Regions from separate parts of the Homo sapiens genome. Here region 2 is linked to region 1. A link is an interaction called in ENCODE POLR2A ChIA-PET data of the cell type or tissue named here. Cell type or tissue: IMR-90. All regions are shown on one strand. Each heading gives the region's core, and the rest is flanking DNA. Links, peaks and the distances in the headings are about the cores only.

Region 1 (6,912 bases), core at 1,913-6,912:
ACGCCCGTGCTCACCGTGGCCCTCGCTCCTAATCCCACCCTCAGGTTCTGAGGCAGGAAGCAGTTCCCACACTTGGCTACTGGGAAGGAAGGTTGTGTGGGGGGGCAGAGGCTTCCTGTGTGACCTGGAGCTGATCTTTCCCGCCCCTGCAGGTGCAGCAGTACCGCGTCGCCATGACTGCCAAGGACTGCTCCATCATGATTGCACTGTCTCCCTGTCTGCAGGATGCCAGGTGAGGCCCCCACTGCAAGGCATGCAGCCTGGGTCTAACGGGGTTTTATGGACAGTTGGTGAATTGTTAATAGGATAGTTGGTTTCCCCATATTTAGAGACTCCATGGCGGAGTGACATAACTTCCTTGGCCTATGTGACATCATGGGGCTTACTAACTCTCGCCCTCTAGAAGCTTGTAATTCAGTCAAAAGACAGATTTATGGAGAATAACTTAAAAGGATTGTTAGTACATTGAAAGTTACTGTTTTCTAAGAAAATACTCCCAAGAGCTCAGAAACAATGTGGACAGTGAGCTGCCCATTGCATTCCCTCAAAGAAAGCCAGCCCCTGAGATGTGTGGGTACCTGTGGCCCTTGTTCCTCGGTCTCCCACAGTGGCAGCATGGCGCACCTGCCTTTTTACCACCACAGTCATTTGAAAGCCTGTGAGGCGCGCATTCATTCTGCTTCCTCTTCTGAATAACCAGCCTATGTGCCGCCCCTCTCCCTAATGTCACTAGTTTTGTCCAGTCCCCTCTGTTTCTGGGAATTCGGGATGAAACTGATAATCTCATAGTCGTTAGACAGCATCTCCATCACCGATCTTCAGGGGTGCTAAACCCTGCACCCAGTATTTGCGGAATGTTCCACATTCTTCTAACATGTGTTCCTGGGTCAAGATGACCTTGGTTGCTGGCTGCCAGCCACTCACTTTCCCGGTGCTTTTGAACTAAACAGTTCCCAGGATTCCTGTTCCCTGGCAGGCACAGAATTGTTTACTTTCCAATATGAAATACTGAGGAACATTATAGGGCTAACTGAAGTAGAAAAAAGGTTGTTCTATTTAGTTGAAAACTCCTGTTATCCCCTAAGGAAATACCTACAGGGCTAAGTTATGAGGAATTCCTTAACTGGATTAAGCTGGTGGTGTTCGATGAGAGAAAACCCACGAAGATACCACTGTTCAGCAGCCCCCCGACCAAGGATGCAGCTGGGCAATGGAAATGTGCTTGGATGCAGGGTGCCCTTAGGTGGGCTGTGAAAGGCCGCTGAAGGACAGACATGTTACTCACCTCGTCTAGCACCTGGGAATCTCTTAGTGCCTGGTCAGTGATGTCAAATTGGAAAGCCAGCATGCGGGGAAAGCTGAAGGCCCGGGTCCTTACGACCAGCTGCTCAGCAGAAACGACACTAGGAGGGGAGGGGAGGGCATGTCCTGAAGGCACTGAGCCATGTGGCTTCTCAGACCTAGGGTGTAGGCACTGGAACCATCCTGCACAAAGCACTCTAGCCAGGCCTTTCTCAACAAAAGGAGAGGATCTCAGAGAAGGCTTCTCCTCCGAGAACATGGCGTGTGGGGCTGGGCCTGCTTCCAGGAAGGTGTGCGCAGTGGCCGCACCTGTGAAGTTCCAGTAACTGTGGTGCTCTAGAGGCCTAGGGACAAACTAAGGCTGGGATTTATCATGAGTCATCTTGGCGTCTTGAGATACCTGGTAGACCTGAGACTAAATTTAGATCCCTAGACTAATTTGCAGCTCACAGATAGATTGACCACATTTAAACTTCTTACACCCCCTAAAATAAAGGCTTCTCCAGCTCTGCACTACTGTTTCTGCCCTGTCATAAAGGAAAATGTCTCAAGTTGGATCTGCCTTCCTGTCGCTGCAGAGCTTTGTCCCTTTGGGAATTTGGAACTGTGGAGAGAGCTGCCACAGCTTCCCGGCCTAAACCCTGATGCTCCTCTCGACCTCCCATTTGAAACACAGTGTGCGGCCTTGGCTTCTCCACCCCGATCCCCAGCACCCTTGGAGGCTGCTGGTCCCCCGGTAACCCCCAGCGGGTCAGTGTCCTGGAGAACGGCCTTCCAGGCAAGGGCTGCCCCCCTGCAGCCAGAAGGCCACCTGAGCCTCATTCTCCAAGGCTGCTAGAGGGCACACTTGTGGCACAAGGGACAGGTGTGTCCCTGGGGCCTCTTGCCCAGTCTTGGCCTCCGGGGTACTGAGGGGGAAGAAGAGCATTTCTGTGTCAGGAGCTGGTGCCCGCTGGTCACTGCCATTGGTTCCCATGGAGCTAGCTTGTGGTTGACCCAGGTAGTCAGACCCTCCCCGGGAGCTGCCTGGAACATCCTTCCTGTCTTTACACCCATGGTCTTGTCAGGTGCTGCTTCTGAGAAATTGGGGTGTCCTTTAAAATACGTAACCCTAGTCATGGGCTGGGGATGTGACTGTTCCAGCCCAGGTGCACCCAGCTTGGGTCTCAGGCCTCAGAACTGAGCAGTACCTTGGGCTTCTGAGGTTCTCCCAATAAAATGTGGCCCCTTGGGATGAGCTGCAGGCACACTCCAGCTTCTGGAGCGAGACTCATGACCTTAATTTGTAAATGAGTTATTTGCTGTTTACTCTTCAGATGAGAATAGTTACTTACCCCAGCAGCTTAGTCAGGGATTTGTTTTTTCTACAAACAGGATTCTGGGGCAGGGCAGCAGTGAGCGCCAAGGCCATGGTGAGCAGCGTCAGAGCAGGGACGTGCTGATCAGTATTTCCTCTCCTCGGCAGGAGCTTTTGAAGTTGGGGTTTGGCTTGTTGATTTCTAAATCTCAAAGCGTAGTAAACATTGGGACACCAGAACCCAGGATACTTCTCTTGGACTGAACTGAGCTTAGGTCACTTGTTTAGCCAGTGTCTTGAGTGCTGTGCGCTGAGTGCCCGGAGACGAAAAGCGGGACACACAGCAGTCAGAGCTCAGGACTCGGAGTAATCCTAAATGTGTTTTTCAGGGCAAATAATTAATCACATCTTGTTATAAGCACACGACTTCTGAGGTTAAAACCACAAAACTAAGCCCTGAGAAGCAAAATACAAAGGACTGAAGATAAAATTTGAGAATAAAATGAGAAACCAGATCTCTTCAAATGTGAACCAAAGGAGCTTGCGTTTCTCAGCAGACAGGAGAGGCAAAGAAGAAGGCTTGTCGACATTCCATCCATTTGGCGCTGGAATGGCCAGATCTACTTTTTACTTTTTGTTGGGTTTTGTAATACTTGGCTCATGATAAAGTGATTTTTCAGCGTTCGTTTATACCACTGGGCTGGGGGAACATCGCTCACATGTTCCACATAATTACTTTTCCATCTTTCAGTCCTTTAACCCTCTCTCGCCTGGTATGGTGGGGTGCACTGGCCTGAGGAAGCTTTGCACGCTGGTGCACACAGCCGGCACAGACAGCTGTCACACGCACAGATCACAGGTGCACAGAACGAGTGCTCTTTGTGAGCTGGGGTGTGAGGCCATTCACTTCTCTTTTAAAAGAGATTGATTTATCTAACTTTGCAGAAGTCAAAGAAAAAACATAAAAACATACTAGTTGAAAGAAGAAAGGGAGAGAGAACGGGAGGGAGGGAAATGAATGGGGGGCTTGTGTATCCTGAAATGGTACTTTTTACTTGCAGCTCTGATCAAAGGCCTGTCGTCCCTTCATCGAGGTCCAGGTTTGCCTTTTCCGTGTCTGTGCTGGACCTTGACCTCAAGCCCTACGAGAGCATTCCCCATCAGTATAAACTGGACGGCAAGATCGTCAACTATTATTCAAAGACTGTACGTGCCAAAGACAACGCCGTGATGTCGACTCGGTTCAAGGAAAGCGAAGATTGCACATTAGTTCTCCACAAGGTCTAACTCTTTCCCTGCAGTGTCTTTGAAACTTGAACATAATGTGAAGGCTGAATGATAGAGATATTTTCTGTTGTGTTGGGTGACCTTTGGTTGTGAATGTTTTTGCTTTTAACCCCTTTTGAGGTGGGATTGCCTCTTGGAGACATGGAATTGAAGAGCACTAGAAACAACTTCCTGGACAAGGAATGTAGGAAGTGAGTGCTGTGTCCCAGGAAGCTGCTCACACTCTTAAAATGGAAGTGTCCGTTAAGCCCTGGGAAGACGTTCTGGATAGTTCTTCTTTCCCAACCAGGGCTCATGTCTGATTCTCTAATGCGAAAAGCCTTATTCTAAGACCCAAGGTTTGGATCTGCTACCACCAGACTCCTAACATAGAAAACTTGAATTGTCACATACATTTTACAGTTTGGACTTTTAAGAAAACATGGATACTACTGGAACTTCCCCCAGCTGAGTTACATGGTCACTTTTTCAGTGCAAGCCACATATCAACACAGGTTTTTAGGTGGTTCCCTGCTGCACAGCGTGACCTCGTGGTCGCGCAGATGCCGATTCTGAGCAGTGTAGACTCAGGGTCCCTGTGGAGGTGCTGAAGCCCACAGTTCCACACAGGGCAGCAGGGAGCGCAAGGCTCAGGTCAGGATGGACACCACTCATGCGAGCATTGACCTTTTTTTTTTTGCTTTACAATTTAATCTTTCACATGAGGGGGAGATGAGCTGTTCTTTCCCACTAAAAATTGCTGCTGTAGAAGTTGGAGGTGGAGCTGTGACTGGCTGAGCTGCTGTGGCCGGGCTGGGCAGTGTGCCCCAACAGCTCAGTGCTTTCCTGACACTCCAGTGTCTGGGGTGGTTGAGGAGCGAGTTCTCTCTTCCTCCCAGACCAAGTTCCTCCCTCGGGTTTGCCTTGAGACGTGTTGCGTTTTTGGGCCCCGTGGCCTCTCCCTGTTAGGCTGCCACAGGCCCTGCTTCTGGAAGGTGAACAGCTCCTGGCTGCTGCCGAGAGGGTTCTCGTTGGGGTCACCAAAGTGTGCCCGGCTGCTATGAAAAACGTTGGGAATCTTGGTTTCAGTTTTTTATTCTATGCTAGGTTGTACAGACTTATTTATATCATCGTTTTGAGGGACTAATGGAGGCTTATTGTAACATATAATATTAGTGAAACCATGGAATTATATGAAAATGATACATGAGAAATAAGGAAACTATTTTGCTGATTGTAAATTTTTGTGGGAAATTTTGTGATAACTTGAGAATTATACTTGTTTGAATCAAGGCAACTCTTCTAGAATTTATTGTTCAATTCTGTCATATTTACTTCTAATTCTACTCTCAGAGGTGCAAAAAGATACTTATCTAACTGGACACTTTTACTGTTTTCTTCTCACTTCCAATGACACCGTCTCATACACACGGGTCCTGTGTGCTGGGATGGGGGCTTTGGTGAAGTGCACGGAGCTCACGGACAAGCCGCAGGCTCTGGGAAGCGTGGAGGTAGTGGCCGTTGAGTACTGTCTTGACCCAAGGGAGTTCACTGTTGCTGGGCTGGGGCTGGGGCAGCCTGGTTTGGGATGATTTTGCCCATTGTCACGGTGTGTGGAGGATGCTGGGTCCTGGGTTCAAGTGCACATGTGAGGGAACCCCAGTCCGTGGGAAGGTGGGCTGGGCTCCCTAGGTCCTTCAGGGCTGCAAGAGTTATTGCCTAGCACAGGGCCCAGACAGGGCTGGACTAGACACGATGAAAACAGCCTGTATTTGAGGGAGAAGAGAAAACAGATGGAGACCCCCACTCTGTCTGGTCTTGGCTCCCACCAGCCCGGGCTGTGAGGAGCCCCTGAGCCGCGGGTGCCACTGCTGTGGATGCGTTTCTGGCCCGTCTTGGAAACTGCTGCTGCTGCGTAGTCATGACGGCCCTGACTGGTTTGAGACAACACGCGTTCACAGATCTTAACAATGCTAAATGGGCGACTGATGAGGTCACGGTTCTTAAGGCACATCCGGGACGATCGATATAGCACTTAGGCTATGCAGGGGGGTCTTTCTTTCATAAAGGACCTCATTCCTTGCGTCCCAGCCCAGGAACAGTGCTGTCTTTGCTGTCTTAGGCCATTCTTGTTATTAAGCTGACAGCTTCACTTTCTTGTGGAAGACCAAGAACAGCATGAGGACTTGCTGAGACTGCCTCACGGTGCCACCATGCGGACCGGGGGGAGGCAGGGAGTGAGGGTGTGGCTCCCCTGGGCTACTAAGGACAGTTTAAAGATGAGGCGCCATAGGCATCCGTCTCCAGAGCCCCCAGGAGGCAGGAACCAGGATAAGGGTGGCTTCTCCCAGCTGAGTAATGTGGCCACCATGTCCAAGGTGGACTCGGTGTGAGGCTGCAGTGGGTGGGGGATGGATCCTCCCCACACATCTGAGGACACACAACCACTTGGTACATTTTCTCAGATGTTAAGCTTATTTTTATAAACCACATTGTACGTGTCACTTTTATTTGGCATTTTATACTTAACTAGTTGTATTTATTTTTCATGTCATGAGAGTTTCCATATAATGTGCCATAACTGCATAGACAGCACGTCTTCAGGGTGTGGTTTCTAAGCAGAAAATAGCAAATGTTTATATTGAATAAAATTGCATGTTCCTCCACGCAGCATCTTCATCCTCCACGTTCACTGTTTTGGAACTAGTTGTTCTCCTCTGCACAAAGCGATTTTATCAGGCTTTCCAGAGCAGCTTCGATTCCAAGCAGTCCTACCAGGGTTCGGAAGCTGAGAGGAGCAGTTTCTATGGCTCTGTTCTTGTCCAGCTCCAGGGCTATAAAGAAAACATTAAACCGGGTAAGAAACTTCAAGGTGGCAGCTTTTGGTCTTTTGTTTTCTGCTGGCATGGACCTCACCAAGACCCCGCACTCCTCCCGACTAGCTGCATGGGATGGGACATGCTAGTGGCGGGCGAGGAGATGGAGTGAGTGGAGGCCTCACCTACGGCTGGAGGCATATTCCCTGTGCATTCAGCCTGGGAGGGCCT
Region 2 (7,364 bases), core at 735-5,734, 620 kb after region 1:
ATAAAAAAATATAAAGAAAAGAAGTAATGGCTACAAGCAGGATGGTTCTTTCCCACTTGAGCCTCAAATCAATCACATGTTCCCCAGACAGTTGTTCTCCAGTTATTGCCACCAATTTGTGATCTGGCTGCTTCTCACAGGAGAAACTGTCACAGCCCCCAGGAGAACCATGGTAGGGACTGATTGATTGATTTGTAAATTAAGTTCTGGGCAAAATAGCAAAGTGCTGGTTATTAATGATAAAAGAACTGGCTCTTGCTTACCAACAGCTGGCATATGATAAGCAGAAGCTTGAATTCAGGGATCTTCAAAGACACATAGGCAAACTGACCAAAATGTGCTAAGCACTGAAAATGCATGGCATCACAGGGCTCTCGGACTCGTGGAGAGGTTGTGGGGGGCAGCAGGGAATAAACAACACTCTTCTCCTCCTGAGTTCTGAACCAATTCACAGTACCGTCAGCTAGGGAGCAAAATGGCAGTTTACTAGTGTTTAACCTCACTGGGGAACAGGGTTTTTCCTCTGCTTTCCAATAGGTTTTTTCCTAATCTTATCCAGCTTCACCCAATCACAGGCACACGTGAGTAACCACAGCCCCTGAAATGACAGAATACGATGACTATGTCTTAGATAGCCCGTTACTTCCCCAAATCGTGAAAGAGCCAGAAACCCTCTGCTTCTCCTCTCTAGACACCCACCAAAAAGTTCCTGTCTTCCCTTCCACGGACTGGAGTGAAGGGGAAGAGAGTAGAAATTCCTTATTCATAGGTGAAGGGGTTCAGAATGTGCTGCTCCGAAATGTGCACTTTGACATCAGGATTAATTGGAGTTGACAGCAACTGAGAAGATGGAGATACAAGAAAAGCTCTCTGCCCTCCCCCTATTTGCTTAAATCAGGACAGAAATTGGCAAAGATATCCCCCTTCTCTCTGCTAGGAAGGACAGAAGCTAATCACCAGAGACAATTCTAGATGCTTATCAGCTGGAGAAAACACTAGAGGATCCTACTAACCACCCTTATCTTCCACTCTACCCATAGATGATTTGCCTTCCCACAGTTTGCTGTAACTAAAAGCTCAAAGTCCTTTTCCTTTATCTCATCTCTTCTCTACAAATGTATTGTTCTTTGATAAGGATACAAGCCCACGTTTTCACCACCCCTTTGAGTTACTCATCTCTGAGTGCTCTCGTGTGTGCACGGTGCAAGTGCTAATAAACTTGTTTGTTTTTCTCTTGTTAATCTGTCTTCTGTCAGTTCAATTTACAGGGCCTCCGCCAATGAACCCAGGATAAGTGGAGAGAAGAGAAAATTTTCCTCTCTTACATGGGCTAAACTCAGAATGCTGGGAAAAGAAGGAAAATACATTTCCTATAGCCCCTACCTAAAAGTCTAGTAAAAGTACATGAATTAAGATTTCCAGCGCCTGGGAGCTGGGTGTGGTAGTGAATGGGGTGTTAATGTTTGATGGGGACAGAGATTCCATTTTGCAAGATTGTAAGAGGTCTTGGAGCCAGGCACAGTGGTTCGTGCCTATAATTCCAGGAGTTCGAGACTAGCCTGGGCAACATGGTGAAACCCCATCTCTATAAAATACAAAAGTCAGGTGGGGGGTATGGTGTTTTGGGATGGATGGTGGTGATGGTAGCACAACCATATGTTTCTTTTTTCTTTTTTTTATTTTTTATTTTTAGAGACGAGGTCTTGTTCTGTCACCTAGGCTAGAGTGCAGTGGTGTAATCACAGCTCACTGTAACCTCGAACCCCTGGGCTCAAGAGATCCTCCTGCTTCAGCCTCTCCAAGCTGGGGACTACATGCGTGTGTCACCATGCCAGGCTAATTTTTTTTTTTTTGTACTTTTTTGTAGAGACAGGGTCTTTCCATCTTGCCCAGGCTAGTCTCAAACTCCTGGGCTCAAATAATCCTCCCGTCTTGGCCTCCCAAAGTGCTCGGATTATAGGTGTGAGCCACTGTAATATGCACAACAATATGAATGTACTTAATGCCACTGAACTGTATGCTTGAAAATGGTTACGATGGTAAATCCATATAATATATAGTTTATCACAATTTAAGTTTAATTTTTTTTTTTTTTTGAGACAGAGTGTTGCTCTGTCTCCCAGGCTGGAGTGCAGTGGCACAATCTTGGCTCACGGCAACCTCCGCCTCCCAGGTTCAAGTGATTCTCCTGCCTCAGCCTCCTGAGTAGCTGGGATTACAGGCGCCCACCACCATGCCTGGCTAATTTTTGTATTTTTAGTAGAGATGGGGTTTCACCACGTTGGCCAGGCTCATCTCCAACTTCTGACCTCAGGTGATCCACCTGCCTCTGCTTCCCAAAGTGCTGAGATTACAGGTGTGAGCTATCGCGCTCTACACAATTTAAGTTTTTAAGAAATGAAAGGAAATAGTACATGAATTAATAGCATGGCTGCAAATCCATTATGGCTATACTGTATCAATACTATTTGGAAGCCAAATCAAATAGCATCACTAATTCTAGATTTATGTCCACTCTGGTGAAGAAGTAGAAAATGGTCTCAGAAACTTTCTTTTAGTTAATCTCTCTCCGAGGACTACAGCATAGGGATGATAAGAAAATATTCCTACAAACATTCCTACTTGCTTCAGCAGTAAATGAGAGGATGGTTTGGATTTCTCAATCATGAACAAGGGAAGAAGCTCATTCATGGATCTTAGCAAAGAAGAAGTCGGTGGAGACAGAAGATTCCAGGGAAACAATCCATGACATTGTTTTGTTCTGAGTCAAAGGCAACATCGCTAGACTCAGATAAGTGAATGGGTATTGGCTGAGATGGCGGTGGTTAGGGTGAGAAGGCACCATGTCTCCTCCCCGCAGGTGGCCATGTTTTCTGCCCCAGATCTCATCTTTATTCCTCGGATATGAAGTGTCTCTGAGATGGCTCCAGATGGAACCTGAACCCCTGACCTCCCCACGTAAAGACATGCGTGACACCCATTACACCATCTGGGGCTCATAAAACCACATGCTCTGTCTTTTCCTGGCTCTCAAGCTGTTCAAAAGCTGAAGGGCAATATTTGGGACCGCTCTGGTTTATTTGTGGACTTTAATTCAAAACACATTTCCACAAAGAGAGGCAGAACAAAGCACAATAGCACTAAAGTTCAATTTACATTCTCAGTCAGTGAAACAAAATGGAAATAGAAAACAGTTGTGGGAGAGTCGTTTATAACCAAACTACGGCTCCAAAAGCGCCTTTCCTATAATGTCATGGAGTAAAAGACATTTTAGAAACCGCCAGCAAACACTTAAGTGACCAAAAAAGGAGAGATGAAGACTTTCTATTTAAAAAAATTATTAAAGAGCTGATGATGTCGTCTGATCTCTCCCTCCTAATCTGGCAGATACAAGGTTATTTCCATATTTCCTGATTTAAAATACTTTCCTTCTCTTGACGGTTGTTTGGATCCTGCCAGTCACTGGGAAGCCAGTGCTGTCATGGAAATCCCTGCACACGACACACGGGTTTCCTTCGGTTTGGCGAGACATTCCCAGATGACCGCAGAGCTTGTCTGCCATCACATCTCCGTGATTTCCAGGTACAAATTTGCCGTAGTAAGTTATGTCTGGCTTGTTCTGCAAAAAAAACACCAAGTGCTAGTAGATGGATTCAATTGCAGCCACTATGTCAGTGACATGGTTAAGAAACAGTGTGCAGAGCACGTGCTTACGTGATTAGAAACGCTGCAGAGTCGCAATGATAAATAAAGGGGCTCCCTGACTTAAATTTCAAACTTGATCTCACACAGTTAATTAGCAGCAGAACTAGAAGAAGATGTGTCATTCCAAGTCTTAGGCATTTTCTACAAGGCTGAAAAATGGAAATTCTTCTGGTAACAAGTACAAACCCCTCATCCCGGCGGCCACGGGAAACGCTAGCAGCTCTGCGGAAGAGGCGGGTGGGGGGCAGGCTGGCCTCATCCCTCGGTCTGTGCTTGCGCTGTTTTCTTCTCTTCCAACTGATGAAATCAGAGCTTCTCTAAAACAGCTCTGAGTCCCCAGGCCAGCTTCTCTTTGCCCACTTAGTGTTTCTTTCTTTCTTTTTTCTTTTTCTTTTTTTGCGGCGGAGTTTCGCTCTTGTTGCCCAGGCTGGAGTCCAGTGGCAGATCTCGGCTCACTGCAACCTCCGCCTCCTGGGTTCAAGTGATTCTCCTGCCTCAGCCTCCCGAGTAGCGGGATTACAGGCGTCCGCCACCATGCCCAGCTAGTTTTGGTATTTTTAATGCAGGCGGAGTTTCACCAGATTGGCCAGGCTGGTCTTGAACTCCTGACCTCAGGTGATCCACCCACCTCGGCCTCCCAAAGTGCTGGGATGACAGACGTAAGCCACCGCGCCCGGCCACTTAGCATTTCTTTTGCTGGCTCTTTCTCATAATATAACTACTTATCGGCAGGCATGCTTCTACTGCCCGGTTGTCAGCTTTCTAAGGATGTGAGCTAGTCCTTATTCATCTTTGCCTCCTGGATTTTTGCTCAATGCTTGGTGTGTAGTCAGTGGCTTGTTAGATGTTTTTTGGAATGAACTGACGCTCTATCCATACTAAATTCAGTGACTTTTCAAATCAAAATTTTTTTCAACTTTTTATTTTACTTTAGTTTTTCCAGAGATAACTGCCAAGGAAATCTACTTCAAATACATTTAGGTTTTCTAGGAAATGGTTGGAGGCAAAACTTGTTAGCTCCCCCAGAACCCAATTCATAACCCTCAAATCCCTTTCTTGCACTTAGAAGAGTTAGGATAGTGAAATCCTGGCTTCCCAGGCTCCCTTGCAGCTCAGTTTGCCATGTGATTCAGGCATGGCCAAAGATAAATCAGTGAGAGTCCCTTGGGAGGCTTCTTGATAAAGAAAGGGGCCTGTGGGCATTGCTAAAGAAAGGGCCCTGTGGCCCTTCTCTTCCACTGAAGGTTGCTGCAGCCACCAGCAGCCACAAGGCAGCAAATATGAATCTGAAATCCATTCCCACCAAGGACAGAGGAGCAAGAAGATAGAAAGGATTAGGATTCCTGAAGGCATTATGGAGCAGCTGAACCTCTGGTAACAACTGCTGCCTCCAGACTTCTTGTTATTTAAGAAAAATATGCCCTTCATTATGTAAACCACTTTTAGGCAGGAGGAGGCCTAACATCTTTGAATCCTTCCAGTTCAAAAAAATTTTGGAGCAATTGCTCTGAGCAAGCACTGTGCTAGTTAGAAGGGAAATACACAGCTTGACTAAGACTAAGCAAGAATGAAGATGCCTTTTAGAATTTAGAGGAAAACCTGCTTGAGGGTATTATCACGTTCCCAAGTCTTATATATGTATATATATATATTTTTTTCTGGTATGATCTCCCAACATAAAACTATATAAAGTGGACCCTTGAACAACATGGGTTTGAACTGCATGGGTTCACTTGTACAAGGATTTTCTTCCATCTCTGCCACCCCTGAGACAGCAAGACCAACCCTTCCTCTTCTTCCTCCTCCTCAGCCTATTCAATGTGAAGACAATGAGGAGGAAGAACTTTACGATGGTCCACTTTCACTTGATGAGCAGTAAATATATTTTCTCTTCCTCATGATTTTCTTCATAACATTTCTTTTCTCTGGCTTACTCTATTATGAGAACACAGTGTATCATACATATAATATACAGAATAGGTGTTAATTGCTGCTTATGTTATCAGTAAGCCTTCCAGTCAAAATGTCTGCTATTCATGGCTAAGTCTGGGGGAAGTCAAATGTTATTTTGGATTTTCGACTGTACAAAGGAGTGGGTGTCAGCACCCCTAACTCCCACATTGTTCAAGGGTCAACTGTATGTATTTTTCTGAACAATGATTTTTAAAAGATTACAGCTTTCATGACACTTTATCCCTGAGTACTTCCTCCTACACTTCCAAAAAATGAGGAACTTCTACAACCAATATCATACTTGAGAAAGTTGATAATTCCCAAAGATCATCTAGTGCTCAATCCATATTCAAATTTTCCCAATAATCCAACTCCAAATTTCTATTTGCTTTTTTAAAAACCAGGATCCAATCACTGCATTATGCTTTAATCTACATTAGGCCCCCCACCCCCTTATTTCTTCATGATTTTGGCTTGTCAAAGAGACCAGGCTAGTTAGCATGAAAAGTGTGTGACTTTAAGGATTTTGTCAAATTGTTTCCTTCTTATGTTCTTTTACCTGTTCCTCTGTTCCTGTATTGTCTGTCAACTGGAAGTTAGGTCTAAAGGTTTGGAGAGATTTAACTTAAAAATATTTTTGGTGACCAGGCGCGGTGACTCACGCCTGTACTCCCAGCACTTTGGGAGGCCGAGGCAGGCGGATCACGAGGTCAAGAGATGGAGACCATCCTGGCCAACGTAATGAAACCCTGCCTCTACCAAAAAAATACAAAAAATAGCTGGGTCTCTTGGCGCGCACCTGTAATCCCAGCTACTGGGAGCTGAAGAATCTCTTGAACCCAGGAGATTCCTGGGTTGAACCTCCGTCAGGAGGCGGAGGTTGCAGTGAGCAGAGATCACGCCACTTCACTCCAGCCTGGCGACAGAGCGAGACTCCATCTAAAAAAAAAAAAATTTGGCAAGAACGTGGTGGAGATCCATGTGTGTCTGTCTTTCTTTCTTTCTTTCTTTCTTTCTTTCTTTCTTTCTTTCTTTCTTTCTTTCTTTCTTTCTCTCTCTCTTTTCTTTCTTTCTTTCTTTCTCTCTCTCTCTTTTCTTTGTTTCTTTGTTTCTTTCTTTCTTTCTTTCTCTCTCTCTTCTCTCTCTTTCTTTCTTTCTTTCTTTTCTTTCTTTCTTTCTTTCTTTGAGACGGAGTCTCGCTCTGTCGCCCGGGCTGGAGTGCAGTGGCGTGATCTTGGCTCACTGCAAGCTCCTCCTCCCAGGTTCATGCCATTCTCCTGCCTCAGCCTCCCAAGTAGCTGGGACTACAGTTGCCCGCCACCATGCCCAGCTAATTTTTTGTATTTTTTAGTAGAGATGGGTTTCACCATGTTAGCCAGGATGCTCTCCATCTCCTGACCTCGTGATCCGCCCTCCTCGGCCTCCCAAAGTGTTGGGATTACAGGCGTGAGCCACCGTGCGCGGCCCCATGTGTGTATTTCTTATGGTGTCTGCTCATCACGTGGAGTTGTGTGGAGCTTCACACATATAAGCGGAGTTGAGCTTCTTGGTCACTGATCTTTTGCCTCTGCTTTCTATCCACAAATGCTCATGACTCCCTAGCACACTGTCCCTGTGCCTGGTATGATATGACCAGTCATGGTCCCACACCTCCATTTTTTGTGCTGTGCCTTGTACAGAAGTAATTTTCCTCCTGTAAGCGTGGT

What was found. Peaks named below come from ENCODE experiments on the same cell type or tissue, not always from the same donor. Only the 100,000 strongest peaks of a DNase experiment are listed, where the experiment ranks them.
Region 2: POLR2A ChIA-PET joins it to region 1 with 17 read pairs; 1 of 35 experiments calls an interaction of 5 or more read pairs at or near these places.

Annotation. Positions count from the first base shown.
Region 1 is chr9:92,612,806-92,619,717 of GRCh38, reverse strand. CENPP (centromere protein P) reads right to left here. Exons shown (of 8, transcript NM_001012267.3): 8 at 1-6,699. The coding sequence ends at 6,569. IPPK (inositol-pentakisphosphate 2-kinase) reads left to right here. Exons shown (of 13, transcript NM_022755.6): 12 at 153-232; 13 at 3,661-6,535. The coding sequence ends at 3,886. LOC100128361 (a long non-coding RNA gene) reads right to left here and starts at 1,668. Exons shown (of 1, transcript NR_036505.1): 1 at 1-1,668. In IMR-90, for the core only: no CTCF peak of the experiment used is centred there; no DNase peak of the experiment used is centred there; H3K27ac peaks cover 191 bases.
Region 2 is chr9:91,988,378-91,995,741 of GRCh38, reverse strand. No RefSeq gene overlaps it. Among named protein-coding and RNA genes, the nearest start is that of ROR2, 42 kb to the right of the region's middle. In IMR-90, for the core only: no CTCF peak of the experiment used is centred there; no DNase peak of the experiment used is centred there; H3K27ac peaks cover 218 bases; H3K27me3 peaks cover 699 bases.